2 separate regions of the Homo sapiens genome follow, and region 1 is linked to region 2. A link is a loop called in an ENCODE intact Hi-C map of the cell type or tissue named here. Cell type or tissue: ovary. All regions are shown on one strand. Each heading gives the region's core, and the rest is flanking DNA. Links, peaks and the distances in the headings are about the cores only. Region 1 overlaps LINC02725 (long intergenic non-protein coding RNA 2725). Region 2 has its middle 130 kb from the start of MIR6090.

Region 1 (16,359 bases), core at 5,659-10,658, 210 kb before region 2:
ATGCCTTCCTCTCCCAGAAAGAAATGGCCACAACTAAGAAATAAGAAACAAGTTTGGAGATGCAGGCAAAGTCTCTATTCACCCACTCATTCAACCATCCAATTATATCCTTCAGCACTAACAGAGAAAAACCTCTTCAGACACTGGTGCTTTCCACAGCTCTTCTCAGGGGTCAGTCTGGTAATGAGTTTGGGACTTCAAAACATGCCATGCAGCCAGGCAAACTGCTCCTCTATAGTAGTCATGAGGACCTCCACACTCCTGAGCCCAACAGACATCTTTCAATTCTCATGGTACCTGACAACTGCATTGCATTTGATAGGGTTCTTTCCATTCTCCTGGTTTATTTTCATTTCTCCAAATATAGTTTTTTTTCCCTATCACGTCCTCCACCAATTTGACCTCTTCAGTTGGAATTCCTCAAGCCTCAGTTTTGAGCCCCCTTTTCCTCTTACTCTATGCTTTCTGTCAAAACATTTGACTCCACACTCTTGTTTTAAATTCCATCTCTCTGAGAAGGATCCATGTGTTCACATACTCTGTTGTTCAAGAAAGAAAACATGTCATTCTTCTTGCCATTTTCGTCTCTGTCTTCACTTTCAATCTACTACCAAATCCTACTGACTTTTGCATCCTAGATAGCTCTCTAAATCATCAATTTCATTTTGTTTCTACCATCATCATCCAAACCCAAGCCACAGCCAGTACTCACCTGGCTCCCAAAGGCTATCTTTGCTTCCACTTCATCATCCAAACCCAAGCCACAGCCAGTACTCACCTGGCTCCCAAAGGCTATCTTTGCTTCCACTCATGACACTCCCATCTTGCCCCTGTTTTCCAAGGAGCAATTAAAACAAATGTTTAAATATTTAAATCATGTTTTCTCTTCTACTTAAAATGTCTAATTTAGTGGCTTCCTTGCATACTTAAAGATACAACATTCTTAATAGAAATCCCAAAGCCTCCATTTACCCCGCACTTAATTGACATTTGCAGACTCACCCTATACCACCTCCTCCCTCTCGTCAGGCTGTAGATACACCGGCCTTTCTAAAATTACTGACATTCACCAAGATCTGTTCTCTAATCTGCTATGGACTCTTTCTGAAATGCCTTTCCTCCTCTCTGGAGATCATCTCTACCCCTTCCTCAGGTCTCATATTTAACAGTTCTTCCTCAGGGAAACCTGTACTTCTCTGCCTGTACTATACTTTCCTCTTAACAGATATCACTCCCAGACTCATATACATATATATATATATATATTTGAGACAGAGTCTGCCTCTGTTGGCCAGGCTGGAGTGCAGTAGCATGATCTCAGCTCACTACAACCTGTTCCTTCTGGGTTCAAGTGATTCTTCTGCCTCAGCCTCTCGAGTAGCTGAGATTACAGATATGTACCACCACTCCTGCTTAATTTTTGTGTTTTTAGTAGAGTTGGGATTTCACCATATTGGCCAGGCTGGTCTTGAACTCCTAACCTCAAGTGATCCATCAGCCTCGGCCTCCTATGGTGCCAGGATTACAGGCATGTGCCACCATGCTCAGCCCCACACTCACATTTTTATATGTGTGGCTCTCTATTTAATATGTGCTTCCCCCACTTACTGTGGACTCCCTAAAGCATGGAACATATTTGTTGGCTTACCACTGTGAAATTAACAGAAAACTGGTACTTATGAAATACTCGTTGAATATTTGTTATATAAATGAACTGATATATGAATAAATGGAGGAAAAAGAGCCACTCCCCATCTTTTACTCCTTCTCACAGTATTGCAGGTTTGGCTTGCATTTCGAGATTTTGCTTTCTTTCTATCTGAGGTGGTTCTCCCAGGTCCAATTATACCTGAGCTTCCCCTGCTTCTTTTGCAGCTCTGGCCAAGCCACTAGATTCCTCTGAATGTTAATCAAGCCATCTGGAAAATAGGGCATGAAATTGTATGTCCCTGACTAGCAGCAGATGCAGCAACTGAGCTGAGCTGTGTTTCCTTTTCAGTAACTAATTGCACACATGCTGCAATACAGAGAAAAACATTATAAATCAATTAGGCTATTACAGCAACATTGTGCTCTGTAACTAGAGAACTAGGCCTTGTGTTGCATAGTGGGAGACAGGAGCACCTGATTCTCCTTGCAATGGCCTTGGATAATTACTTACATCGTTGCATTTGATTGTCTCACCTCCAATGCAGGTTTCCAGGAAGATTTGTTTACTGATCTTTCTTAAGGGATTTGATTTCCTGGATTGGCAGGTGTCATGTTGCTGGAGGAAGACAGTGGCTTAAAAGTATTATTGAATAAAACACACATGTAAGTGTTTGATGCTCATGCTGTCTTCAACAGTCAAGGTCAGAGCTTAGTTGGTGCTTTGGGCCAGAGTTACAGGAGCAAGGGGAATGTGAAACCATGAAGTAGCTGTGGAGTTGGCAATGTCCCCAAATGCCCAAGGCTTAGGAGACATTTATATGGGCATAATAGAAATCAGATGAGCTGGATTTTGGGGAGGTGGAGAGAGGGAGAGTGGAGAGAGGGGACTGTAAAAGGTACTTAGTATTCTCTATTTCTCCTCCTTGCTGTCTTTGTTTTAACTTTCATGGGAAGTGAACTTATAGAGAAACTTATAAGTGAACTCGAATGTGCTTCTGGAGATAAATCTTTCACATTTTTACAGTCCACAGAGGAGGGGGTAGGCAAGAGAAAGAGGCCAGAGTTTTACTAAAGATAAAGGAAATGTTGTAAAAGAAGGTAAATATGGATTTTAGAAGAAGCCTCTAATACAATTGTTGGATAGTCAACGAGTTTGTTGGAAATTTGCAAAGCTCATCTGGATAATTTGGATGAGAATGTTGCCATCAGGACTAATGTTATTTGAAAGGGAATGCAGACATGTTGTGATCAACTTTTCTCTAATTATGCCATGTGTTAATTTTGTCTTGTCACACAGTTGTCCTCAATCCTGGCTGCACATTAAGTGATGTGGGAAGCTTCATAAATAGAGCAATGTTCCTAGGATCTCTGGAGGTGGGACTTAGGCATTGGCATTCTTTAAAATTTCTCCAGATCATTCTCTTATGCAGTAGTGTTAAGAGCAGAGAACTATAACCAAGATCTTGAAATCAGGAACTTCGATACATACATAAATTATCCCATTGAGCCCCTGGATGTTCATATGTATTATCTCTGTTTAATATTCACAGTTTGTCTCCATGAGGTCATACAGCTGCTTGAGGTTGCTCGGAGAGTAAGAAGCAGAATGAGAACTAGAACAGAAGCTCACTTTGGCCTGAAGGCTCATGTGCTGAGCATCTTCCCTTGTCTGTCTCCACCCCTAGCCTGGTGCCCAGCATGTAGAAGACCTTCAGTAAGTACCAGGTTGCTGACTAAGTAACTGAGGAAATGACTCACAATTGGACCATTCCCATGCTGAAATTCCACAAGAATCTTGTTATCGCCTGCACATTGCTTAGGCAAACATAATTCTAGACAAAAATGGAACCCCAGAAATCTCAGTCAACATCCCTCACTCAAAGCCTAGCACCTGGCTTCCTTCTAACAGTGCCCTCTGTTGAGTGTTCACCTGGGATTTCCAGGACTGCAGCTGCTGTCTCTTTATAAACCCAGGCCTGGGTCACAGGGTGGGGAGAAAACAATGAGTGTTTTGGTTGTTTGGTGATATCCGGTGCCACTTTGTGCCGCTTGTTGCAAATTCAGTCCCATTTCCTGTGAACTGCCTCCTTGGGCTTGACTCCCCAGCACCATACAGGGGCTTCAGGGACACTTGGAAAACAATCTGTGCTCTGACCTCGGTGTCCCTGGACCTATCAATTGCCTAAGGCAGGGAGACTGCTCATACTTCAAGTAGTGGCCTGGGGACAAGATGGATCAGGAAGTAGAAAATAGAAAAGGATGGGGGTGAGGAGCCAGGGCAGGAGAGGAAGGTTATAAGGAGGAACAATGAGAGATGGACAGCTTTTTATTCTCTACAGAATGGGCTGTTTCCTAGACGTCACGGGATCATCATGTGGTGGAGATTGCAAGAGGCCAGTTTGGGGGTGAGGAGGGATTGCCGAGTACATATTTTATCACTGTGATGTGACTCAAGGGCGTCATTCCCTGTAAACAACTTTTGAGTAGGAGGGTTTTCTCTGGATAAGAAATTAACCAGTTAGCAGTCAAGAAATGGCAAAAGCTCAAGTAACAATTCTGTATACTTAACAAAATACTGTTAAACTCATTCATTCATTCGTTCAGCAGAAGTATGTCCAGGTACATCTCTGTACAAGGCATTGGGCTGATTGTCAGTTATATAGCAGCCTCCAAGAACAACATCATATTCGACCCCAGGAACTATAGTCCAGTGGGAAACACAGACATTGAACAAAAAGTACAATGTGAAGAATATAGTAGGAGGAAAGAAACAGGAGCATGCATTATGTCATTTATTATTATTTTTATTTGAGACAGAGTCTTGCTGTCAGCCAGGCTACAGTACAGTGACATGATCTCATCTCACTGCAACCTCCACCTCCCAGGCTCAAGTAGTTCTCCTGCCTCAGCCTCCAGAGTAGCTGGGATTACAGGTGCCCACTACCACACCTGGCTAATTTTTGCATTTTTAGTAGGGATGGGATTTCACCATGTTGGCCAGGCTGATCTCGAACTCCTGACCTCAGCTAATCCGCCGGCCTTGGCCTCCCAAGATGCTGGGATTACAGGCATGAGCCCCCATACCCGGCCTATTTTTTAAATACAACTTTTTGATGATTAACCTCATTATAAACTTCATTTATTAATGCCATTTCACATTGAGGATCTGAGAGGTTAGGTGGTCAGGACTTGAACATGCACATTCCGCCTTAGTTCCTCCTCTCCTGTTACTCTGTAATCAATACCACAAAACCTCCCCAGCTCAGCTGCTTTCCACCCTTGTGGCCTGAGGCCTGAGACTGCTTCCACCATACTGAATACCATTCTGTGGTGCTTCAATGTTAACCCCTGTCATAAGCAACAGGCTCTGCAATAGTGTCCCCTGGCTTCTCAGCCCAATGCCTAAGGTGACCGACGCTCAATCAGCAACGCAATTATGCAATGAAAACAGCTACACAGGGAAAACCAGAACCATGAAAGTGGGTCAGGTCCAAACCATCTTTGTACCATGTGGCTTGCAGAAACCCAGATCTCGTTTGCTTGCTTGCTGATGCTGAATTTGGGGATATGCATGCCTTTTAAAATAAGAAAGTATTTATTCTTAGATGCTCTTAGACTGTTTTGAAGCTAGAGCCATTGTAGTTTTGCACACTTACTTCATAAAGGAACTGTACCTATAGTTTAAAAGTTGTTATTTGGTAATTGTCATGTAATGATTATCTCCTTGCTCTCCTTACCACTCTGATTGTATACAAGTTGATTTCCCTGTTTCAGGAGGGGTTTTCTGATGCATATACTATAGACAATCTTCTCTATTTACACTTCAGTTTTTAAAAAACTAAGCTTTTTTTTTTAAAAAAAGTGAAAGTCATAATCTGTTTCTTTTCAAAGTCCTAGATGCAATGGGATTAAACTTGGAGAAAATGGGATTAAACTTGGACAAACACTACCTATTTGGACTTGTGATGATGGCTTTCAAACTTCTTAAAGCAATGAAGTATTTTTTCCAGAAGAAACCTTACACAAGAAGCCCAGCACACTGAGTCAAGCATATGTAGGTGGAAGATATCTGGTTGAGACCAAGTAGAGATAAACCTGTAGATTCAACTGTGCCACCACAGTGAATTCTAAGAATCCACTGACTGTGATCTGTAAGCTCCTACTCCACAGGAGGTCAGGGCACACAGCTTGAAACCGGAAGGCAGAAGAGTGACAGGGAAGGGTCATGGACTCTGAAATTAGAGCTATCTGTGTTTTAATACTAGTTCCAATAGGCACATGGTCTTGGATAAATGGTTTAAATTATCTGAGTCTCAATTTCTTTCTCTGCAAAAAGGGATGATTAGTACATATGTAATAGGGTTTTTATAGAAAATTGTATAACTTGTTAAACACACATGTACTAAGTGCTTGGTGCCCAGTATGCACTGAATAAATGCTAGCTCCTTGCCTTTCATCTCTATGACCCTTCCCAAATCTCTCAGCCCCATATTGCTTCATGTAGTGTGTGTATATTTGGGAAAATTTGTGTGCATATTTACAGATGGGATCCTACTCTTCTATTGACAGACTGTCTTTTCAGATGTGCCTTACTTTCATTGCATTGGTTTTTCAACTGAAAGTGAACATAAAGGTTTTAAGCATGCCTAGGTCTTATCTTTTTGGTCAAATATCTAACACCCTCAATAACAGTTGTAAATCATTCTTTTGTAATTTGATCATTCATTTTTATAAAGTAAAACACAACTGCCCACTGTAAAAATAGACTTCATTTGCTCTTTTCTTCCAGTGCAGCAAATGACAGACACTTTAAGAACACACATTTAACTTCAGCAAACAAATCATGTATATTTTAGACATAACTGTCAAGTATAGAAATGATACCATCCAACTTACCAAACTATCACATAAGAATGCCCAATAGCAGACATTAGGATGGGGCAAAACTGAAAGAAGGATTGACTTCATCAAACCCTTGATGACATACAAAATGGAAACCATTCAAGTTCAACTGAAGAAAACGATATCCCACAAGATCTAGGGGTAAAAAGCAGACAAAGTTTAGGAATGAATTTAAACTACTGACTTACGTGTTGTCAGGAGTCTATTTCTATTCCTCAATTTTACTCCTTTTTGTACAACTGTGTGCATTCTCTCTCTGACTCTCTCTTCCTCCCTCCCAACACCCCCCACCCTCTTCTTGTTGCTGTTTCTCTCTATTTCTTCAGATCAAAGGGTTGATCTCTTCCAAATGTACATATTACAGATCCACACTCTTAGAAAAACAACAGAATCTCTCTAGTGCTTAATTTAATTTGTCCATCTAAAAGATATTACTTGGCCCAATTTGACCAAGCACCATCTACTGGACCAAATAATGGTGGCCAGAGAAGCATGGTCACAATGGGGAATGGGAATAAGATGGGGATCATATGGGGACTAAGAATGGGCAAGAACATCTCCCAGAGTGGTAAGAGAAACAATCTAATGGGCATATATTCCCAGTGTCCTCAAATACTCCTCTACCCTAAATTGCTTGCTCTGCTCTTGGGCCTTTGGATGTGCTGACCTGAGTAGTGGTAACAAGTTCAGAATTGTAGGGAAAGGGCTATGAGTTTATATTTTAAGGGCAGAGAGTGGCATTTATGCAGTGGAAACACATGGAAGATGAGTAGGATTGTGAAGGATAAACTTGGGAAAAGAACAATGACCTGAAGAGTACTAATAAATGCAGGGATGGGTGACCAGAAAGAAAGGATAGATAGGAGGAAAATCTTAGAGTAAAACTGGCAAAAGTTCACGGCCAGTTTAGTTAATGGAATCAAGGACAGTGAAAACGCAATGATAACTTCAGTGTTCTGGTTCTGATGACCAAAGAAGGTCATCATTGTGATGGATATTTTCTCTTATTTCATAACCTCTGCTCTATGCTCTGTGTGATTCCTCTCCTTCCATTCAACTTGCCTTGCATTTTCCGGAGTCTACTCCTTGGCTAAATAGGGTCCTTCTTTCTCAGTAGCCCTTACTACCGAATTAAATCATGGTGCCAGGGCTCATTCTGCTTTGTTTCTGGAAACCTGCCAAGCATGCTCCTGCCTTGGGGGCTTGCACTGATTCGTTGCTCCATATTGAAATGTTATTTGCATGGTCACCTGTGGCCCTGATATGGTTTGGCTGTGTCCCCACCCAGATCTCGAATTGTAGCTCTCATAATTCCCACGTCATGGGAGGGACCCAGTGGAAAGTAACTGATTCATGAGAGCAGGTGTTTCCCCCATACTGTTCTCATGATAGTGGTATAAGTCTCACAAGATCTGATGGTTTTTATAAAGGGGAGTTTCCCTGCACATGCTCTCTCTCTCGCCTGTTGCCATGTAAGATGTGCCTTTTCTCCTCCTTTGCCGCCCACCGTGATTGTGAAGCCTCCCCAGCCACGTGGAACTGTGAGTCCATTAAACCTCTTTCCTTTGTAAATTACCTGGTCTTGGGTATGTCTTTATCAGCAGCATGAGAACAGACTAATACAGGCTCCTATCCACACTTCCTCAGGACTCTCTCAGAGACCCCTTGCCTTACCAGCCTATGTTATTCCCAGTAGCCTTCTATCCCTGTATCTGGCTTTAGCTTATTCATGACCTGATATTTTACCATCAGGAAATAAATATAAATATCAACAATGAAAGTATAAATGAATGATATCTCTTTTCTTGACCATCCCTACACAACAGAATCCAAGTTTCATGACAGCAGGGATATGTGTGGCTTACTGCAGTACTTTTACCTCCTAGAAGTCTCCTAGGCCAATGGTAGATGCTCGATTAATATTTGTAGGATGAATAAGTGAAAAAAGTTTTGACTAGGGTCAGTAGTGTTAATCTTGGTTCAAAATAAAACATGAGGTAAAAATAAACGAGTAAGAAAAGAAACAATTTAACAGACGATGGCTTTTCCCACTTTTATGTGATGTTGCCTAGGCTTTGCCATTTTATTGAATGGACAAACTTCTTTATGACATAACTTCCCTCTCACTCTCTCCTCCCAATAGCATAAAATAATGTAAAAGTCAGGAGATCAAAATCTAGCAGACCCAATTTCAGTTCAATATAATATTGTAACATTAACCATAAAAACCATAGAAAAAAACCTAGACAATACCATTCAGGACATAGGCATGGGCAAAGACTTCATGACTAAAACACCAAAAGCAATTGCAACAACAGCCAAAAAGTGACAAATGGGATCTAATTAACCTAGAGTTTCTGCACAGCAAAATAAACTATCATCAGAGTAAACAGACAACCTACAGAATTAGAGAAAATGTTTTCAATCTATCCACCTGACAAAGGGCTAATATCCAGAACCTAAAAGGAACTTAAACAAATTTACAAGAAAAAAACAACCCCATCAAAAAGTGCGTGAAGGGTATGAACAGACACTTTTCAAAAGAAGACATTTATGTGGCCAACAAACATATGAAAAAAAGCTCATCATCACTTGTCATTAGAGAAATGCAAATCAAAACCACAACGAGATACCGTCTCATGACAGTTAGAATGGCGATCATTGAAAAGTCAGAAAACAACAGATGCTGGAGAGGGTGTAGAGAAATAGGAATGCTTTTACACTGTTGGTGGGAGTGTAAATTAGTTCAACCATTGTGGAAGATAGTGTGGTGATTCCTCAGGGATCTAGAACTAGAAATATCATTTGATCCAGCAATCCCATTACTGGGTATATACCAAAAGGATAATAAATCATTCTACTATAAAGACACATGTACACGTATGTTTATTGCAGCACTATTCACAATAGCAAAGACTTGGAATACTATGCAGCCATAAAAAATGATGAGTTCATGTCCTTTGCAGGGACATGAATGAAGCTGGAAACCATCATTCTCAGCAAACTAACACAGAAACAGAAAACCAAACACCACGTGTTCTCACTCATAAGTAGGAGTTGAAGAATGAGAACATGTGGACACAGGGAGGGGAACATCACACACTGGGTCCTGTTGAGCGCTGGGGGACAAGGGGAGGAGTAGCATTAGGAGAAATACCTAAAGTAAATGATGGGTTGATGGGTGTAGCAAACCACCATGGCACATGTATACCTATGTAACAAACCTGCACGTTCTGCACATGTATCCCAGAACTTAAAGTATAATAAATTTAAAAAAAGAAAAAAAATTGTTGTCTTCTCTGTGCCCGTTTTCTTTTATTTTAAAATGGCCTGAAATAATTTAATATGTGTTATGGATTAAATCGTGTCCCTCAAAAAGATGTTGAAATCCTAAGCCCCTTATCTGTGAGTGTGAACTTATTTGAAATAGGGCTTTTGCAGATGATTAAGTTGATATGGGGTCCCTTCAAGGGGAGCCAATAATATTGGATTACAGCTCACTATAATGACCCCATATCAACTGGGAGATACAGAGACAGGTATGTACAGAGCAAAAATTAAGTGAAGACACAGAGAGAAGATGTCTGTCTACAAGCCAAGGAACGCATGAAGCTAGGAGAGAAGTATGGAGCAGATTCTGCCTCGCAGCCCTCAGAAGGAACCGGCAACCAACCCTGCTGATAACCTTGATGTCAGACTTCCAGCCTCTAGAACAGGGAAGCCAAAATTCTGTTGTTTAAGCCACCTGGTATTTAAACCACAAGGTATTTATGGAACTTTGCTACAACAGTCCTAACAAACTAATACAATGTGAAATACACACACACACACACACAGCAGCAGCAGCAGCTCTGTGCCCAACATAGATATCTAGCTCTGTCACTTATGCTTATTTATCCATCTTTTCTCTCGTCTCTTTCCCTCCAGAAGCTGCAATGAGGAGAGGAACCTGGTTTATTTCAAGGGACACAGAGTTAGGGTTCTTCAGAAGATCACTTTCTTGTTCTACAGGCCAATAGGGGAGTAGCAGGGAACACAATTTTGTGAATGAGGAGAAAGCTAGCCATGGAGCCTTTGGAACATCTGTTGGAGTCCCCCACTTATTCAGGACCAGATGCTAATGGTGTACGCAATTGCACATGGAGGGAAGTTTCACTGACACTAATGAGCCATTCATTGTCCTGCACTCCAGGGCTCCTCCCACAAGGCCTGTTTTCAGATGTTCTACATTAAGTGAAATGCAGCACCCAGTTTCCATAGGAACTGAAGGCAAAGGCTCCCAGAAGGCCACATATGTTAGCATAGACTGATGCTCTGGGAGACTGCAGGCATTGATTCATCTGAGAGTGAATGAGCATTTTTTCACATCTGCTATTGCCAGGCACCATGTTAGGCACTAGAGACACAACCCAAAGAATAAATTCAGGGGCTGAGGCAGACAAGCAAAAATGATCATGTAAAAATGCTGTTACACAGTAAAGGGGCGGGTCACTGAGTTCACAGGATGGGCCTCTACCTAAGCTTTGAGCCAGGGAAAAACAAACAAACACGTATTCTAGAGAAGGAACCCTGTAACCTCTGAGGTGTCAAGGGCATGGAGACAAGTCAGGCAGGATGGCAGGAAGAGGACAAGGAGGCAGCTCTTCCCGACAGAGGGAGAATTGGCTGTGTCTCTAGGAATGTGGATGAAAGAAATCTAACTTGGAATGCCTGGCTTCAAAACTCAGCTGCCCTGTTGACTGTGCTCTGTGATGTGAGGCTTTCAGAAATACCTGAATTCCACCAGCCAGGATGTCCTGAAGTGTTCTAAAACCTCACCCTTCCCTCAGAAGTGTGGACTGCAGCTTCATTCAGCATTCATAAGGCTGGTTCAACGTCCAGCTCTGGAGAAAGCAAGTGCTTCTTATGTAACGTGAGGCACGTCTCCAGCAGCAGCCACCTCACATCCCAGCCCCGCACATCATGTCACACATTCCTGACTCCTCACACTACCCTAAAAAATGTGTGTTATCGAAGATTGATGTTCCCTGCCTTTGAACTCAGCCTAGGCTTTTATATGCTATTAAGGACAAGGGTAAAACCCGAGTCCCACTGTGAAAGTCATTCCAGTTGTCTCCATGGTCCATTTTCCCAGCAGGGTCACTTTGGCACACAGAGAAAGCGAAGGCCTGGGAACAGACTTGCAAGGAATTATGGAAAACATATTTGGCTGAGACACTTTGCTTGACTTCTACAATTTCCATTGTCCCTGCCCATGTTTCCAAATGACAAATGTATCTCCAATTGAGACACTGCAAAGTGCCTCGTATATAGTAGTTATTAATTATATGTGATATAAAATTATATATACATATACGCATGTAATTATGCATGTTTTTATATGTAATTATGTATACATATATAGTATGCATATGTGTATATATACACATATAGTATGCATATATGTACATATACATATATACATATATACATGTATGCATATGTGTATATATACATATAAATACATATATACAAATGTATATGTATATATACAATGTACACATGCATATGTATATATAAATATACATATACATGTATATGTATATTTGTGCATATACAAATATACATATACATGTATACGCATATAAAACATGCATATATATTAACATATTCATATGTTAATATAAAATATGGATATGTGTATATATACACATTATATAGATATATATAAAATAGAGGCAGAACTGACTTTTCTCTGCTTTAAACTTTACTGTAGCTACCAGAATGCTTTTGCATATAGTAGGATCTTATTAAGCATCTGTTGGTTGATTGACTAGCTAATTGTCTAGCTGGTGGGCAAGAAGAAGTAACTTGTCTTCGTATCACAAGGCCAAAAGTCTATAACAAAATGTTAAAGTAAATTCACCAAAACTTCTATTCCAAACAACAAGAAAAATATCTGGAACATATACAAAATTAAAGAGACAAGAAAGAAAGAAACCAGTAAGTACCTTTTTAGTCTAGAAATCTTTTTATTTAAAAAAAAGTTATTTTCTTATTTATTTATATGGCTCCAAACCTAGAGATCAGAAGGTGTTGTATGACTGGCTGGGGATATCAATGAAACAGATTATGATGTATGCATGAAGTGTGCATGCAGGCCAAAGTAGAACTTGATCCTGTGCCTCTCTGACAAAATAGGTGCTACTCACAGCTTTTACTTCCCTTTTGAAAAGGGCACTTCTCAATGAGGGGAGAAAGGGCACTTCTCAATGAGGGGAGTAGGCCAAGGGGGGTCAAGTTTCAGGACAATGTTTCAGCTCTACATGGGGCCTAGAGCAAAAGATCATAACGCACGTTTAGGTCTACACAAGATGTTTCTCAAGAAATGTTTTTGTTTAAAGTTTGTTTCCTACAATTCTCTCACGCACGTGCATGCACGTGCGTGTGCACGCGTGCACACACACACACACACACACACACACACACACAGCTTGTAGACTCTTCGTTATGGGGAATGTCAGGAAACCACACCCTGAAAGATTTTCTCTGTCTTACAATATTAAGGGATCATGACCATATTAAAGTCCCTTCCAGTACAGGGTTTGTCCATGTGAGCTTCTGAGAACAGGCGAGCTGTGGTTTTCTCACTAGCACAGAAGAGGTGAGAACACAGCCTTGGAACCCCTCCTTCTCACCACCGACCCTCATCAAAGGGCGTATGCAGTGCTCACAACCAGTCCTGGATGAGAGGGCTTCAGGCACTCAGGAGAACCAGTATCTAGACCACAGAGCAGCAGGGAGAGTGTGGCCACCTAAAGATGTGAAGGCACCGTAAAGACCCACTTGAATCTTTGCTCACCTCAACGCCATCCAACAATTGAAGCCTGGGCAAAGTGAAACACCCATCTCCTGATTCAGTCTCTTGGCTCTTGGTGAGCCAATGCTCACCTCTTGGCTTGAAGTCAGAGTGAGGGGTGTCAATAGGACTCCCTTATGTCCCACTTTCCCCACATTTCAGTTCCTGGCCCTGGACCCCACTCTCCACTTGACTCCATCCCAGATAGCTGATGCTGGTTCTCCCACATCTCCCCTATCAGGCAGCCAATGCTGTTGCCTAATTTAGCACAGAGTAAATTTATTTTGCCTTTATACTTTTACAATATGTTTAAAAAATGTGGACTCTGTTTCTCAGTTCAAATGTGATAATTGATTATGTCACGTTGAAAGATCAGTTATCTGTGATCTCCTGAAATAGACATATTAATGTTTGAAATTTCTGAAATGATAACACATTTCAAATAGCTTTTTAAAAAGATTACCATTCAGTTGCATGTCCCTGAACTCCTGTGGCAGACAATTCTACCATTTTTCATTTTCTTCCTTTTGCTATGAGGTGGCACTACGTGACCTAGATTTGACCAATGGAATAAGGGTGAAGCTTATATATCAGAATTTCTGGCCTGGCCCCCGGAATCCCATGATCTGCTCTCTGCTTGTTCATGATTTAGCAGATTGAAGAGAATCTGGAGAACTGCAACTCCCTGGAGTCCATCGAGTCAGCAGATGGGGGACTTCTGAGTCCCCACTTCAACAAATGTGATACAATGGACGAAGTATCACTTCTCCACCATTATGGACTGACGTTGTATACAAATATGAACGAGAAGTAGATCTTGCTCCATTAAGCTTCTGAAATGTTAGCATGATTTGTTACAGCAGTGGGCCTTTATTGAAGAATCCTAGCCCATTTCTAGAAATTCCCGTCCTGACTCTGATCCGCTGCACAAAACTCACAAGTTCTCTTGTCCCTAAGGCTATTTCTTTGTGGCTTTATGGTCTTGACCTTCCCTAGCCTCACTGAGCTGTTGCCTGAGCCCCAGCTTTGACAAGAAGTAGCTATCTGTAATATCTTTATATAAATAGCCGGGGCTGAAAGAAAGACTGTGGGAAAAGAGAAAATTCTCCTCCCATACTCATCACTTCCCTCCTCTTACACCCCTGGTTTTAAGTGCCCATATTTTCTAGGTCTGAAATCTCTGTACATCTCTCCATAGAAACCTGATGATTTGTGGAATTATTGTTTAATTTCCTATTCTTTCATAAAAATTTGAGTTCATGCAGTTAGGTAAATATTTATTAAGAATTATCTGCCAAGTGTTCAGGTACTATATTTTTAATTTACTTTAAAAATAATGTACTTTATAAGAACAGACACAGTTTTATTTGAAGAGGTTAAAGAAATCGGGGCAAAAGAAGAAGGCAGAAGAAAGCTCACCTGCAAAATACACACAGTATGACCTGATGAACATGTGAGAGGTAGTCCACAAATTTGACAGTAATACATTTACTTCTTGAAAATAATGTAATTCAAAATCAAAATATTTGGGGATATTTTTGATATTCCATATTTTGTCCTTTCAGGTATTGGAGGTCCGCTTAAATGTGTTTTTCCATTCTGAATGGATATTGAAAAGCTCTCGAAAGCACAGATGCCTGGGCCACCACCAGCTCCTTAAGTCAGAATCTCTAAGGCAGGACAATTTAAAAGCCTTTAGTGATTTTTATGTATACCCAGGGTTGAGAATCACTGTTTTTCTAAGCATCTCCAAATACTGTACGAATTGGCATAAAAATCTCAAATATATTCATATTATGTCAATTAAAAATTATTTCAAAACTAAATATATTCAAGTCAAATATGACACATACACACATACACACACACTCTCATGTGTGTTGAATCAACTGTCACAAAAATCCCATGAAACCTCAACTAGAAATTACACAAAGGGGATAAGGATGATAGCCACCCCTCAGACTGTGAAAATTAATGAGATAATGGGTATAAAGTAAATATCAAACTATCCAATAAATGTCTATTGTTATTGTTGAAATAATAATTAGCAATTAAATATTAATTGACCTTCTTTGACCCCTGAACTCCTGCAGGTCATTTTCAAAACGGCAGCCAGAGTGATCTTTTTAAAATGTAAGCCAGATAATGTCATTCTACTCAAAACTATCCAAGGCCTTTTCATCTCGCATGGAATTAAAATCAGGGTTCTTACCAGGGCCTACAAAGAGCAGTAGGATATGCGCTGTCCTTTCTGATACACTCTCCACTGCAGCCTCCATAGTTCACTTTGCTCAGAGGGACAAGTTCTCGTGTTTCCTTGGACAGGCTGGACATTCCCCACCTTGGGGGCTTTGCACTTGGTTTTTCCTCAGCCTTCAAGGCTCATCCCACAGATATTCGCCTTCTCCTTCTTTATCTTCTGTAAGTCTTGGTCTAAACACTCTCTCCAGAGAGGAGGCTTCCCTCAACACTCCAGCCCCACCTAGGCCTCTTCTTTGCTCTATTTTTCTCCTCCACACATAAAATGGCTTGATAAAAATATATTTGTTTATTTCTTTAGTTATTTTTTCACCTCCCTTTCTCACTCTATTTTTTCTCTACAGTACTTGTAACTGTCTGATAAACTATGCATCCTATATATTCATTTTATTTAGAGTGAGTTCCATAAGAATGCTTATCTTCTCATTTACAACTGTACCTCCAGTAATAAAAAATTGCCAAGCACAAAGTAGGTCTTCAGTAAATATTGAAGTAAGAATTAGCTGTTCATCACAGAAATAAATAAAATTATCTCTGTGGCTGGTCTGATGGATAATTAGGCATTTGTTCTGCAACTTGAGGTGTAATCTTCAAGTTGTGATCCCGTGAAACATGTCGCAGAGCTCCTTACTAATCACAATCTGTGACTCCAACAGTTAAAGCCTGTGAGAACATGGGCACATTAATTAACTCTCTAATCCTATTTTCTG
Region 2 (16,359 bases), core at 7,467-12,466:
GCAATGTGGTGGCCATAGGGCATACAACCATATGTAAAACATACGGCCTGCTTGAAAAATCTCTCTTTGGTAAAGAATGTTTTTAAAGGCACAGCACTATAGTGCACTGTAAAGAACATGGAGTGTCAAAAAAAAAAAAAAGTTTGGATTTTAGTTCCAGCTCTGCTTACTGGCTGACTGATCTTTTGCAATGCATTTCAAGCTATATGAGCCTCAATTTTCTCAAAAACAGAATGAAGATAATAATGATATTAACTTTCTCAGAAGAACGCTATGAAGATTTAATGAGATAGTTCACTCAAAAACACTATAAAAAGCTGGTGGAACACAAATTATATCAATTCGTTTTGTGTTCTCCATTTCATTTATCCAGGCTGGAGAAAGAATCTTGACTGCAACCAATAGTTAGCCTTACTTGTTTAGATATTTCTCCTTATGCTAAAAAGTTTCCTTTAATGTAAAGCTTCAGGCAGTTGTTAAGTCTGGATTATTTTCATGGTCCTAGCTGTTTATTATTCACTGAACCCCTTCTGTAATCCACTCTGATGTCTATTTTAGACTGAGCTTGGGTGTATGATTGTCATTTGTATTAGGGCCTTTACTAAATTCCTATAACTGTATCAATCATTCTTCTCAACTACTCCCCCCTCAAAAAAAATATAGGCTAGGGTATTTTTATTTAATGATTTTATTCTACTATTGTTTGACCTACACTATGGAGACACAGACACACTGAAACACATGCATCCATGCATACACACATTTGTTTTAAATTCTCTTCCAGTTTATGTATCAGTGACCTTGAACAAAGTCACCTAGATTCTGTGTTTCAGTTTTCTCTTCTCCAAATAAAAGAAGTTACTTTACATAAATTTGTTGGGATTCAATGAAATATTATTTAGAAATGTGCTGTGTGTGGCATATATGTCTAAAGGACAGAATTAATGGAATATATATATATATATATATATATATATATATATATAGGAATGTATTAAATACTCACATGATCACAAGGTCCCACAATAGGCCATCTGCAGGCTGAGGAGCAAGGAGAACCAGTCCGAAAAACTGAAGGATTTGGAATCCAATGTTCAAGGGCAGGAAGCATCCAGTACAGGAGAAAGATGTAGGCTGAGAGGCTAGGCCAGTCTCTGTTTTTATATTTTTCTGCCTGCTTATATTCTAGATGTGCTGGCAGCTGATGAGATTGTGCCCAACCAGATTAAGGGTGGGTCCACCTTTCCCAGCCCACTGACTCAAATGTTAATCTCCTTTGGCAATGCCCTCACACACATACCAAAGATCAATACTTTGTAACCTTCAATACAATCAAGCTGACACTCAGGATTCACCATCACAATACACACGTATATATATATACACATATATGCACACATAAAATTGACTCCTCTTTCTGCTTTTATTTTCATTCATTTCTCTTAAGAAGGTTTAGAATTTCTATAGCAGAAATATCAAGAAAAATGATTTAGCTTTTGAAGTCCAGAATGGAATTTTTTAGTTATGAGAAAAAACAAATTTTCTTCTAAATTTTTAAGCTTCCACTGATACATCAGTACCCAAGCAACTTAAATATTAAAGTTACCAAAAGCCAAGGGTGAAGAACTCAAGGTGTGTTGATGAAAGGGAAGTCTGGTAGAGAGAAAAGCAAAGCAAAGTACAAATCCCTTCCTTTCTGGTTTTAGAGAAGAAACAGGAGATGTGGGATCAAGAAGTTGCAGTCTGTGTCCTAATTTCCACTCCCTGCCATGGGTGCGGAACCTTGAGCAGTAGATTGGGCCCTATTGGGGACATCTGGATGGTAACACAGACTCCAAAATGCAAGGGCTAATGACCCATCCCCTAGTCCGTGGGAGACTGCAAGTCTCTGGGGCATTTTGGGCTCCCCGAATTGTCTCTATGTGCCCAGACCACTTACAGCATGATGTCTGGACACAGGATTCAGGCATCACTATTTGGAAAAAAAGCCATCTCAGTGGATTCCAATATGGCGCCAAAGTCAAGAACCACTGCTCAGCGGATTCCAATATGGCACCAAAGTCAAGAACCACTGCTCTTTGAGAAGTCAGCTCAAGGTCACATCCAAGGTGGCACAGGAGAGAGAGGGACAGAGCACAGCATTGGAGGAGGCAGGTGGCTAGAAAGGTGGGCTCTGAGGCAGTACTCTGGCCCTTTCCAGAACGTGTGTGTAGAATGCAGAAATCTTGAGGACCACATGTTCCAGGAGGAGAGTGGTGAGGAAGTGGAAGAATATGAGCTTCTCACCCCTAACAAGTGGACAGTACAACCAGAGCCGATGGCTGGCATTATAGACTTGCAACGGGAGCCGGAACAAAGCCTCAGGAGACAAAAAGAACCAGGCTTGCCTCAGTGAACATCAGTCCATGTAGACAACAAGCCTGACCTGTGCAAACCAGCCTCTTCACAAAACAGAACAGCAAGAATCAAGGCCAAAAGGGAGACCTGAGGCTCTTTTTTTCCCCACCACTATGAGGTCACATAAGCATTTCCATACACCACCTGGAGGAGAAGCACAAAAGAGAAAGGGAATCTTGGGAGACCAGGTACTTACCTGAAAGAGAATTTACCAAAAATTTAAAAAATAAAAAATAAACAAAAGATTCCAACTCTTTAAACCAGAATTCTAACGCATTGTTTTCTGGCAAGTGTAGACACACACACACGCAAACACACAAACAGAGAGAGAGGGAAAGAGAGAGAAAGAAAGAGAGAGAGAGGGAGAGATCCTACTAAATGAACAGTGACTCACGCAGAAGAGTAATTGCCGATCCATGAAAATGCACTACATAAATTTGGGATTGATCTACATGTGTGTCTTTATGTACACACATACAACCATGGTTATGCAATAACATAACCTTCCACTGTGCTAACAAATAGGACCAAGCATTTGGGGCTCAATTTGCTTAGAGATCCTAAGAGGCCAATCCACTTTACTTTCAGGAAGAGCAAACATACTGCTACATAAAGCAATGTCCCTTAGAGAAGGATCCTGACAATTGGAAGATTCACCCTTGCTTCTCAGCCAGCAAACAGGTTTTTGTGTCTTTTGTTCCCACCCCCCCACCCCAGTTCTCATTTTTAAAATGTCATTCTACTTCCTGCTCCCCTTGTGCTGTTCCTGATGCCTAACTCTTCCACCCCTACCTGTCACCCACTGCTTCTCCAGGGATATAGGCTGAAATGGTTCCAATCTGTGACACACATATTCTATGCCAGATGCTGTGCTAGATATGTTACATAATAATGGAACTGAACAACCTAAAAGGTTGAATATCTTTATGTTACAGATGACAAAGCCAAGGCTTATAGAGATTAAACATATTCACATTCACACAACTGGAAAGCAGGAGACTGATTGGAACTCAAATATTTCTGACTCCGAAGAGACAAAAAAGACCCAGGCTTGCCTGAAGAGCTAACCACTCCCCAGTACAACTTCTCTGCAACCCCCCTCATTTATTCCTGTGGATGCATTAACTCAGTAAAGCTGTGTTTTCTAGAGAGTATGTGCTGTCAAATACCCTGTACCATTCTCTTTATAAGCACAGTTATGCTGCTCTATGTATTCTCATCTTCAGGTGGAAGAAATCATCTTCTTAAAAGCAGCCCCCAGCCCTGGTCCCAGCTTGTTATACCCTGGGTTTTTGTTTATGTGTTTTTTTTTTATCGTAACCTTACTTCTAATGCAAGAAAAGGCCCCTTTCTAGAGAGAACATCAGCTATGCTATACTTTGGTGCTCTGAAGTTCCTTATCTTTACCCATCTGAATATTTTCAATAGAAGACACTTTTTTTCCATCTTTCTACTTATTTAACTTGCTTCTTTGTTTTCTCTCTTTCCAGTAGACTGCAAGATTCATAAGAACAGAGTCCATAGCCCACATACAATGATCAATGTATATGTATACAGGCCTAGCACATAATAGACACTCAATAAATGTCTATAGGGTAAACAAACAAAAACATGTATGGTCTCACAGCAACCGATATATTCTGGTGCTTACATCCTAAATCTCACAAATAGGGCGAAATTTTCCACAGATATGCACAATGACTAGAGGAGCAATAATATTAAAGCAAATGTGTCCTGTGCAGTCATTCTCGCCCAGCTGTATTTGTGTACATTGGGCACAGAATTCCCTTCCAGCTGCCCCTCCCTCCCATTTTATAGTCTTGTTTGGGTTTGATTTAGTGGGTGTGAAAGTCTGAATTGTTTAGCTTTGCTGTGGAATAGAGACCTATCTCAGTGACCCTTACTGCTTACCTGCAGTCACCCTACCCTCCTTATCTGCAGCACCATGTTTTTGATCTCTGTGATATGGCAATATTTTCCCATAGCCCCCTGGAATGAGAAAACCAGCTCATAAAGTGAAAAGTGATCCGAGCTCAGCACGCCCTGCCCTGATAGGCACCACCAGCAACATCAGACAGCGGGAACTCCCACTGAATAGAGGTTTGGACAACTGCAAGGTTTTACTGCTTTCTCCCCTTCCCCTATCTATTCAGCCTAATGGCAAGCCACTTGGCCCCAGCCCTCTATCCCTGCCACGCCAGTCCATTGGGTTACAAACATGCCCCATTCATCTCCACATTCACATTCCCTCTTCATCTTTTCTCCTTCCAGTGCATTCACTAATTTATACAAAATGCATATCAATCATCTATGAGATGTCAGTCATTGCACTGGGTGCTGGGAATATAATAAGGGCACACACACACACACACTCCATCTTTGCAGACCAGCTCAAGCTCCATCTCCTCCAAAAGCCTTCCCAGATCCTCACAGCTTCCACAGTCTCTTACTTCTGATTGCTGGTGACATTTAAGGTCTGTGCTCCACAACTAGGCACTTAGTCACTTCTTTCAGATGTTTTGCCATGGCTTCATATGGGTGAGGTCTGTATTCACAAATAGAGTATAAACTTTTTGAGATCAAAGCCCACAACCTTCATTCCTAATGTGTTTCCTTAACAACCACTAATATAACTGCAGCGGCCTCCCTTACCCCTCCATCCAGTACTTTTCTGTAGTGAACATGTTTTTTATGCAAGCCCTTTGGCATAAACGATGCATTGGTGCCAAATAAAGGTTCTGCAAAAAAAAGAAAAAAAAAAGAAGGGAAGGGAGAAGACTCTATTCTCTCTCCGTTTTGCTGAAAACAATTCAGCCCTGCATCTAGGCATGTCCCATCAACTCTGACCCAAATGATTGAGTAGAAGGGGGAGAGGATGACAAGGTGGGAAAATACACAGCTGATACAATGCTAATGTCAAGAAGCCTCCCAGAGTTCTGACAATTTGAAGACCTAATGCTTCTAGCAGATTGGATTCTTTCGCTACATGTGCGCGCTGACATTCCAACAGCCAAAGGTCAAGATATGCACATGTGAGTGGCAAACAGGCACTGTCTGAGGGGTGAGAGCAGGCTAGGCTGGCGAGAGCTGAGTGCAGTGGTGCAGAGACAGTCTCGGAGTCTTTAGCCACAGGACGGCTGACACAGGCCCACAGAGTCTGGTCAGGGAGCAGATTGAGGCCCTGGGGATGGGAAGAGAAGAGAAGGTCTCTCTGTTCTGACCTGGAGTGGGAAGAAGGTGAAAGGGGAGATTGCTGGGCCAAGGCAGTGACCCAGAAGGCCCGGCCAGAAGTAAAAACAGATGTGAAACAGAAGCTGTCAATGTCCTGGGGGCCAAGGGGATCTGCCCTGGAGGAGATGACCCCAAGTAAGATGCACTGTTGTTGATGTGTCTTCAGTGGGGCAGGCACTCAGCAATTAGGGCTAGACAGCCATGGTCTTGGAGAACTGGCCAGAGCACACAAAACACATTGTCTTTCTACATCATCAGGGAAAGGAATAGGCCCCTTTAGAGCCTGGAGGAGCAGCCTCCTTCCCAGTAACTTATTCATGTGACAAATCTATGCTGTGTTCACTATCGGTTCAGGATGCCAGGGATGCTGAATTATAAAAGACACAGCCTTTGTCTTCAGATTATTTATTAATCAGCCATACTAGTGCCAAAAGAAGAACTCAAAATCCCTGTCTCTCACCTGAAAATGATACAGAAGACTGGACCTAGGGGTGAGGCCTCTGCAAGCGGGGATTGGAGAAGCCTGACCTCAAATCTAGAAGATCCTATAATTTATATTGCATAATCACAGGTCATAGACTCAGCCACACTGTTGGGCTGTAGGAAAGCATTGGTTTACTTCCAAGCAAAGAGGGATGCCTGTGAAGAGCCAGCAGTCCTTCCATTCCTGATTTTCCTCCTTCTACCAACCCACAGGAACATTCCTAGGCTGCCCCACTCTGAACCCAGTGTTCCTTCTGTAAGAAAGGCCAGATATGACTGTTTATTTTCAGGATGCATGCTAACAGGGCCGCCAGGAAGGTATCTCAGCTTTCATGCCAGAACCAATAGAGTATTCCCCAGCTGGAATTTAGAGTGATCCAGGCCTGAAATCTCACTTTCAGCAATAATTAAAATTTTATTAGTGCTTCAGAATTTAAGATATGTGTTTCTCATTCACCATTTCATTTAATTATCATGACATTATATTGTTATCCCACTTACACAGAAGATAAAACTGGGGTTAAGAGAAGTTATGTATCCAAAAGTCACTGAACAAATAAGTTACAAAGATAATTATCAAGTCAAAATTAGATCCCCTGTTATGCCTCCTTTCTTCTGCACTACTCATTCCCTCCAGTAAGACCTTCCTCCTTTCTCTTGCCAAACATCCACTAATCCCAGGTGAAATACATCCCTTCTGTGAAGGTTTCAGAGACTTTTCCCCCAGTGAGCTGCTCCCTCTTTTAGATGTCCACCCTTATTTGTTTAAAGTATACCGGCTCACAGTGACTCTTAATACATTGTCTTGTCATTTTTTTTTACACACCCATTTTCTTGCTATAAATTTTCTGAGAATTTTTGTTGTGTTTTACCTATCCTGGTGTCTAGCTCAGTGGCTGACATACAATAGGTGCTTAATAAATGTTTATGGAATACAATTCTCTTTTGCTCCAAATCTCAGGTACTTTCCACAACAGTAGACTTCCTCTCTATTTCCAAAGAGAAGGTAGAGAGATAGGTACACCCACCAAATATACTCAACCTCTTCCTACTGACCTAGTTCCTCAAATTGAGGAGCCTAAGTAAAAACAGTGTATCATCCTCCAGGCTCTCATTTAACATTTGGAGTCCTTGGGCAATAATAGAAATGGAGAATCACATACTATAAGTCTAAATATTCAAACGCGACACATCAAGCTAATTGACCATCAGCTTAAAAAAAATCCTATCCTTTTACCTGTCAATTTACCTTCATAACCATCTACAAGGCCTGGCCCAAACTCAGAATTCTCAGTTTCTTATGGATTCTCTGCCAGCACATGGAAGGGTGAAGTCAGCTCACACCTGGCCCACCCACCCGCCATCACCTCTGTCTTCCAGCCTGGAAGTTCATCTCCATCTGCACTCCCATAAAGAGCCATGCCTTGGCAATCCTTCAGATTAAGATGTGCCCAGGACCTGCCTTCCAGAGAACACACACTAGGAAGGGGCACGAGAATACCCTGGAAATGGCTAGAGGCCATTTGGACAAGGAATTCCAAATGTGTGTCCCTGTGCAGCCTCTGGCCCCTTCAAAAAGAAAATATATTTTACTTGGAAATGACCGACAGAATATGGCTGAAACTCTTCTTCCATTTGTGGTAGAGCTGAATCTCTTAAAATGCCCAGTTCTTGTCCCTGAAGAGGAGAGAGAGTCCAGCCTACTTGTCCTGGGGCTAATTGAAGTGAAAGCTGATTAGATTCCTACTGTCTAAACTGTTCTTGTTACTGAGATAACAGGTCTGACGAGGCAGGGAATTTCAAGGGCCAACAGCCCAGGCATGCAATCTGTTTTTCCAGTGTTTTTTCCTGATAAAAAAGAGATGGAAAAAACTTATGTTTATATCCTTGCCAATGAATTTCCATTTGATTTTGGGGGCAAAAGGCAAAGAAAGTGCTATGAATTCAGTCAGCAAAGTGGTAACAACCAGCTGTGTGTTGCTCTGGAAGCTGTTTAGAGCTGCCTCCAATTTTTTTTTTTTTAAGAAAAGTTGTCACTACCTGAAAAATTGCATAAGGGGCAAGAGAGCTTTTTTTGATAAAAGGCTAAAAACAAGACCTGATAGAAACCGAAATCCCACAGAAAGCATTTGAAGCAAGTGAATGCTGAACTGAGGATGGGCTACGCATTCTATTAGGAGATCATCCTGCCCAGGCCCCTATCCACAACCCACAGGGATAAACAGGGTAAAGAAAGGAGGACCAGAGCAGAGGTGGGTGTGGCTTCAGTAGAACTCAGCTTATCCAGAAACCAAGCTGAAATTTCAGCCACACTCTGTGGGTTTCCCCAGAATTTGTCTTCTGAACACTCTATAAATCCCAGAAGACTGAAGGGCTTCCTATTGAATTTCAGTTGTCCCATTGGACTCAATATTTTTATTGAGAATTTAATATTTTTATTGGGTCCAATGGGACAACTGAAAATCAGTATTTTTGGGATATTTTGGGAAACTCATCAGCCAAGGTCCTAAGGCCTGGCCAGGTCATGAGTCCCTTCTGATTAGATGATCGTTACTCACATCTTAGAGACCATTCCCACTTTAGAGAGGAGTAACTAAAGGAATATTTATAGAGTTTTCCCTAGTGGGATGGCAGTTTCATATTATCTATGGAATCAGAGCACTTTAAATTGATTCCCACATGTCAAAGAAGAAAATTGGCAAGATTAATGATTTGGGTAAATGATTGCATTGGATTTCTTCTGTTTTCAGTCTCTTGGTTTGGTATCATACTGCTACGAGGTGAGTGAATTTTCCCTTGTCCACACCCTCTTGAAGCAGATAAATGGCTTGTGTCCCACTATTATTTTAATATTTTATGTTCTTCACATCCTTCCTTAATTTCTGCGTCTCTCCAACATTTGCACTATTAATCTGTGTGGTCTCGATGAATTTGTTGAGAGGGGCAGGTGTGTTGCAAAACATACAGAGTTCTGCTTTTCCTTCTGACTGTTGAGTTGACTTTCAAAAAAAATAAGCTAAGGGCAGAGTGGGTTTTATGTTTCTGTAGAAGCTTTTGTTCTCTGACTCTGGTAAGAGGTGATGTGGGAGAAGATGGTAACGAGAACTGATAGACTACTGGGGAGTTATTAAAGATCCCAGGCCAATTTGGGGATGAATGGAAAATTTTTGAGAGAAATTAACTTTCAAAACCACTTATAAGACTGATTTCATTCACTCCTAAGATATGTATCTTGTGTTTACATGAGGTAATAGACAAAAGGAAAGAAGGCTTAATAGAGAAGCTGAGCTTTGAGCTGGAGTTGGAAGAATGAGTTCAATTTCCATAGCTGGTGAAGAGAATTACAGCCAGAAGGAAGAGCTGGCCTAGAGGCATGGAGGCACCAATGTTTTGGGCACATCAAGAAATATGAAGAGGGAAATGCACCAAGTATTTATGAAATCCAAAGGCTTCTGTCCTTGGCCAAAGTATAGCCCATATGGAAAAACAGTTGTCTGGATGACATTTTTGCTCACTGTACAGCCCTTCCCAATTCAGTCTAAATAATTAAAAAGTCCCTTCATTCTGCCAGCCCTTGATCTCTCACCTCACAAAACTATTTATGTGCATGATCACACACACACACACACACACGCACGCACACCCGCATACATATTGCCCTGTTCTATTTACCTGCCCGGCATACAAAGTTCTGTCATTGTCGTAAATAAAGAGATATGTTTATTGAAGACAAAGCTCAGCTAGCATCTCTTATCCAACTGTAAACTCCACAATCATAAGCAATTGTAAGCACAAGCATATACTTAATAAATATTTGGTGAGTTGAAGTGAATGAGATCAGCCAGCAGGATAAGACATTGTATATGCAAAGCTTTCCCTTGGGATTCTTAGGTTTGTATTCTTGACTTTTCCCCCAAATATACAGAAGACTGATGGGAAGACAGTGTCATCCTTTGTTTCCGTTCAAGAGCAAAGGAAGGAAAATAGCACATGTTGAGTGTCTACTAAATATGTTATTCACACTTATTTCATTTTATTTACCTAAAAATTTCCCTATATTATCAAGAGGTTGGAGGCTCCAAAGGCCAGAGGGACTCTAAGAGGAACACAGCTGGCCTGCAGCAGAAACGGGGTTGACACTCACATCTGCATGATTCCAAGGGCCCCTGCTGCCCCAGGCTCTGCTCCTTCCTCCAATGCTTCCTGGGAATCTGGGTAGTCTTTCATTTTACTAAAATGAAATTCCTAAAGTTCTCCTTTAAAATGAAAGTTTTTTATCTCCATTCACAAAAAGAAAAAAAAAAAGAAAGAAAACATCCTCTGACCAATGGAAAAAATAATCCATTGCTTTGCTTGCTGGCAAAGGGCCCAATCGTGTGGGCCAGGCTGTGAAAGAGAGGGAGAAAGATTCTCATGGAAAGCAACCACTCCACCCACTCATATTTGTGTTTTTCTGAGGTTAGCCCAGGGCCCCCACCACTGACCAGCACATCACTTTGGTGACTGTTCCCACCATCAGCACCCAGATAGCACAGAGGGCTGAGGCATTCGAATCTTATCACCCCTATTAAAAGATAAAACCTAAAATTCAACCCTTATCAATATAAGCTTCATGCACTCCATTCAGCGCTTACAAGGAAAGCATACAATATGTTTCTGATTGTGGCTCAAGTCAGACCCAGGCAGCCTTTGCCTTGCCAGTGCGGCCTTGAAAAAGGTAATTAAAAACAGAGTAGTCTGCTTTGTTTTGATATTGGCCAGACCTTCTCTTTAGGAAATATATGGTAATAAAATGGATGAAATGAGGGGTAAAAAGAATGAAATCAACATCCTTTAGCAAAGTCACCCAAATGCTTTGTGAAGATCCATGTTTCTTCCTCGTGGGCTGTTCACAGTTAATTTGTGATCCCATCTTCATCTCACTCATCCGCCCATTCACTCATTCAATGTGTGTGAATGCCCTCCATAAATTTGTACTGTGCTAGTCACTGAAGTACAGAGCTGAATAAAACAAGACTGCTTCTCTCAAGGAGAGGAGAGGATAAAGGATATAAACAAATAATTATTTTGGAAAGGATCTTAGTCTACCTCTCCAGCTTTTACTAACACCATGATGAACTCTGCCCCCCACTACAGTTTCACGCTGCGTTTCACACTATGTTCTGCAAGCACCTGATGACTTGAAGCCTCACAAAGGCATCATCCTTTGCCTTCAAGATGTGGCCTCTGTTTCTCCTTTCACTACTGGTGTGCTACCCTGCCCTCTCTTCCCAGTTAATTCTTACTCATCCTTCTAGGCTCAGCTCAGGTGTCAGTTTATCCAAAAGGTAACAATGATGTCTCCTCCCCATAGGTTATGTGTCCCTCCCATCAGCTCCCAAAGAATGTCTCAGATTTTCCCAACACACCCTTCACACACTTAACATTGTAATTATCTGGATATTTTTCTTTCTCGTTTACTATATTGAGAAGGCTAAGAGGGAATGGAGTCACGTTACAATTGTTTTGGAGCCTAGCTCAATGCACAACGTACAAGTGCTCAAGAAATGTGGAAAGAAGAAATTAACTGTTTTTGTATAAAGGAGGGAGAGGTCAATTCTGGAGTAGGGAATCAGAGAGGGCTTCACAGAAACTATTGAATTGAATCTTGAAGAATTAACGTAAATTCACCAGATGGACAAGTTTCAGAAAAAAACTTTCCAGGAAAAACAAACAGTACATACAAAACCAAAAAGAAAGAAAACAAACATTCAAAGAAATGTAAGTATTTAACATGTCTGGGGTATAAATTGCGATGATTAAAATTTGGCTATGATTAAGAAGTTCACCCTCACCAATGTGAATGGGCATCATCCAATCCACTGAAGGTCCAAGTAGAACAAAGAGACAGAGGGAGGGTAAATTCTTTCTCTTTTTTAGAGCTAGGACATCCAACTCTTCCTACCCTAGGATATCAGAGCTTCAGGTTCCTGGGCCTTTAGAATCCAGGACTTAACACTGGTGCCCACCCCCCTTCCAGCACTACTTCTACCCCCAGCCTCATTGCCACCCTGGGTTCTCAGGTCTTTGGACTCAGTCTAAATTACACCACTGGCTTTCCTCATTCTCAAGTTTGCAGATGAAATATCATGGGACTTCCTGGCTTCCATAATCACATGAGACAATTGCCCTAATAAATCACCTCTTATATATTTATATATAGCCCCTTGGTTCTGTTTCTCTGCAGAACACTGACTAATACATAGATTATCAAGTGGTAAAGTAGCAAGAGATGAGGTTGGAGAAATACACATGGAGTAAACCATGGAAGGGGTAATACATTTGCATCGTATCCTATAGGCGTGTAATAGAGAATATAATCCTTACCGTTTCCCTCGCCAGCATATGCACAAGAGATAATTCTAATAGTGTGCTAACACAACACAACATGAAAAGCAAATCTACTGTACAGAAAATAATCTATATTTTGAAACTAAATAGGTACAACTTTGAAGTATTCACTAGTTTTGATGATCTACTCAATTTCAGCAACACAGGGGATAATGGGACTTATTTAGGGAAAAAAAAATTGTTTAAGCTCCACCTGAATTAGGTCGTCAGACCCTGAGGTCCAGGCATGCATGTTTTGAAAAAAATCTTCACAAGTAATTTCAGTATGCACACACACACACTAACACACACACACACACACACACACACTACTCAAACAAACTGGGCTTAGGGGAACACATGCTCTCTAAATCCATTGTCCTGTCATTTGTCTTCACTGATGTGTTAGTTCTTTAAAATGCCTGGTTTCGAACTTTGCAAAATGATGCATTTTTCCCTGGCTTACTCTTCGTTCTCAAACTAGGTTTTAACACAACCCATTTGATATAGAAAGAAGCTGTCTGAGACAGACTGCCAAGGTCAGAGCAAACAAATGTAATCCTGAGAACCGAAAGATGGATGCATGTTCAAGGGAGATGTGATTCTCCTTCTCTTGTTTGTGAAGAGCCATTAGACAAATAAACCGTTGGGACAAGTCTAGAGGTGTTGGACCAGGCGCACTCTGCTAGTGTGATGATCAATGACGGACACCAGCCAGCTGTCAGCAGAGGCTGCAGACCAGAGGGAAGGGCTGATCCTCACTCCTTCCTCAGCAGGGACCACCAGCCTCTTGCATAGTCAGGGACTCAGCAAATCAAGTTTTCCTCCATAGGTTAAAGCTAAACTTTAAACATATCTTCCATTGTTGATTGTTCACTCAGTCCCAGGATTAGGAGCGTCCAATATACTTGCAGTATTCTATAGTTCTGAACTCTAATCAAGATAAATAACTGTATGGTTATGAGTAGTGACAGGAACCATCAGGGAAATGCAAATCAAAATCGAAACGAGATACCACCTAACACCCACAAGGATGACTGGAATCAAAAATATAGACAATAACCAGTGTTGGGGAGGATATGAGAAAATTAGGACCCTGATACATCCTAGTGAGAATATAAGATGGTACAGCTGCTTTGAAAAGTCTAGAAGTTCCTTAGAAGTTTAAACATAGTTACCAAATGACCCAGCAATTCCATGGAGGTAGATACCTAAAAGAAACGAAAACATATGTCCACACAAAAACTTGTAAAAGAATGTTGACAGCAGCTCTGTTCATAATAACCAAAAAGTGGAAACAACTCAAAGGTTCATCAACTGATGAATGGACACAGCTTGTGTGGTACAGAAATATATATATATATATATATATATATATATAATATTGTATATCTATTTATTATGTATTGTATATATCTATGTGTATATATAATCATTTGCACATAACATTTCAGTCAATGACCAACCGCAGTGCTCCCATAAGATGATAATACTGTATTTTTACTGTACCTTTTCTCTGTTTAGATACACAAATACTTTCCATTGTGTTACAATTGCCTACAGTATTCAGTACAGTCACATGCTGTACATGTCTGTACCCTAGGAGCCATAGGCTATACCATATAGTTTAGGTGTGTAGTAGGCTGTACCACCTAGAGTTGTGTAAGTACACTCTAGGATGTTTGCATACTATAATATTGCCTAATGACACATTTTTCAGAATGTATCCCTGTTTTTTTGTTGGTGGTGGTGGTGGTTTTTTTTTTTTTTTTTTTTTTTTTTTTTTTTTTTTTTTGAGACAGAGTTTTGCTCTTGTTGCCCAGGCTGGACTGCAGTGTTGCGATCTCAGCTCACTGCAACCTCCACCTCCCGGATTCAAGCGATTCTCCTGCCTCAGCCTCCCAAGTAGCTGCAATTACAGGCATGCGCCACCACCCCCAGCTAATTTTGTATTTTTAGTAGAGACAGGGTTTCTCCACATTGGTCAGACTGGTCTCGAACTCCTGACCTCAGGTGATCTGCTCACCTCGGCCTCCCAAAGTGCTGGGATTACAGACATGAGCCACTGTGCCCAGCCAAATGTATTCCTGTTTTTAAGTGATGCATGACTACTGTATATGTGGAGGTGGGGAGACAGAAACAGAGACAGAGAGAGAGAGAGAGAGAGAAATACTGAGACCTAGAAAGCTTGAATAACTCATTTCAAGTCAAGAGCAACTTAATGGTAAACTTGGATCAAAACACAAAACACTATTCTTTTTAGTCCTGTATTGTTTCCACTATATCACAATACAGTGTTCAATAGTTCTCTTTAAATCACATACCAGGAGCTAAATTTACTGAAGTATTACAAAACCACCAAATGAGCTTTCACAGGAGACCTAAAAGAGGAAATTAAAGATGCAAATAGTTTAAGAAAAATCTGTGTTTGATTCAGAAACTTAAAACCAGTTTCTTCAAAAACTTGTTAAAAGAGAAAGAAACAGGCATTTTTACCCAAAGAAAGAAATACCATATTCTAGAGATTCACTAAATAATTTTTATGATTCTCTATGCTACTTTCAAGAAACTCTGACTTCAGTTATGTAGACTAAGGTGACAAGAACCATTTATGTAATCAACTGTAATTACATGAAATTCTCTCTTTAGCACATGGTACCCACTGAATGTGGCACAAAAGAGGATATGATCAGTTGATTCAGGATGATGTCATTTCCATGATTCTAAACCAAGAATCTTCAAGAAAGCCTGGGCTGCAAGTTCCAGGGTCAAATTGCAGACTGCTTGCAGAGAGTGGCTCTGCTATTCCAAGAACCTCAGATGGCTCACTGGAGTGATCTGCTTTAGATAGTGTGATCATATGTCTTGAAATTTCCATGACAGTCTTGTTTATACATGTTGCTCCAGAATATTTATTATAGTGCTCTCTTTCACAATCAGAGGTGTTCCGCTTTGAATGGTGAGTTATAAAATAGTTACCCTAGCCATGTGGAGTGTGCTCGCTCACTTAACATTCAACATGCAGTAAGCCACTTTCACACATGGCCCTGTGCTCACGACTTAATAGAGGTTATTAGGCAAACCCAGCTTCACTCTGCTAAAGGTATTTTATTTTAAAATTACTCAAAGCCTGTCTGAATTCCACCCTAACTCCATAACAGACATTGGGTGCCTTCAGGAAATTACTTAGCTTCCCTCTGGTTTATTCATGTTTACTATGAAATGGGAATAATTGCATCAGTCTTACCACACCAGGTAATAAATAATGGTCGAGGAAGTAATTAGGCTTAGAAGCTGGATAGAAACTAAGATGCCTAAGTACTAATTAGGAATACAGCTGAGTAGATTGTGGTTGATGGCCGTCCAAATGAATATGTCACCTCTAATTTCTGCCTTGTTTCTTGTCTTATTTTAATTGTATCTATCTTCTAAGTGTCTTATCTTTACAAAGTACCAATCCTGAACCAACGAGGTTAGATGCTTAATTTTTCTCGTGTTTTGCTGGGCATTTGCTGGCTCTAACAGCAAAGGGGCATTAACCTAACCAAAAATAAAATGGTTTCATATCATTATAAAAATTATTCTGTCAGTGTGAAATGCCATAACAAAAAAGCTTGTATATGTTGATGTCATATATATATATTTATATTTATGTATTCATTTATTCTTATTTTACATATATAGTTATTTGTGGATAAGCAGTTTTGGTGAAGAATAGCTAGTATGTTTTTGAGTAGTGTCAAGGCCTATACTTTTGAGCTATTTTCTAACTCCAAACAGATCTAGAATCAATTAACCTTTACCAAGGGCCTGCTATATTTCAGGGTCTGGACTGAACAGACGATTATGTCATTGAATCTTCATTGAATTCCTGCATAA

The links. Hi-C counts contacts between places; a loop is a spot of excess contacts. Peaks named below come from ENCODE experiments on the same cell type or tissue, not always from the same donor. Only the 100,000 strongest peaks of a DNase experiment are listed, where the experiment ranks them.
Region 1: a loop joins it to region 2, with 4 times the contacts of the local background. A loop is called at or near these places in 1 of 110 quality-filtered maps.

The regions. Positions count from the first base shown.
Region 1 is chr11:128,177,260-128,193,618 of GRCh38, forward strand. It overlaps LINC02725 (long intergenic non-protein coding RNA 2725), which reads left to right. Exons shown (of 6, transcript NR_183639.1): 5 at 3,201-3,364; 6 at 5,542-6,297. Among named protein-coding and RNA genes, the nearest start is that of LINC02098, 23 kb to the right of the region's middle. In ovary, for the core only: no CTCF peak of the experiment used is centred there; no DNase peak of the experiment used is centred there.
Region 2 is chr11:128,384,110-128,400,468 of GRCh38, forward strand. No RefSeq gene overlaps it. Among named protein-coding and RNA genes, the nearest start is that of MIR6090, 130 kb to the right of the region's middle. In ovary, for the core only: no CTCF peak of the experiment used is centred there; a DNase peak (open chromatin) is centred at 10,522; H3K27ac peaks cover 938 bases.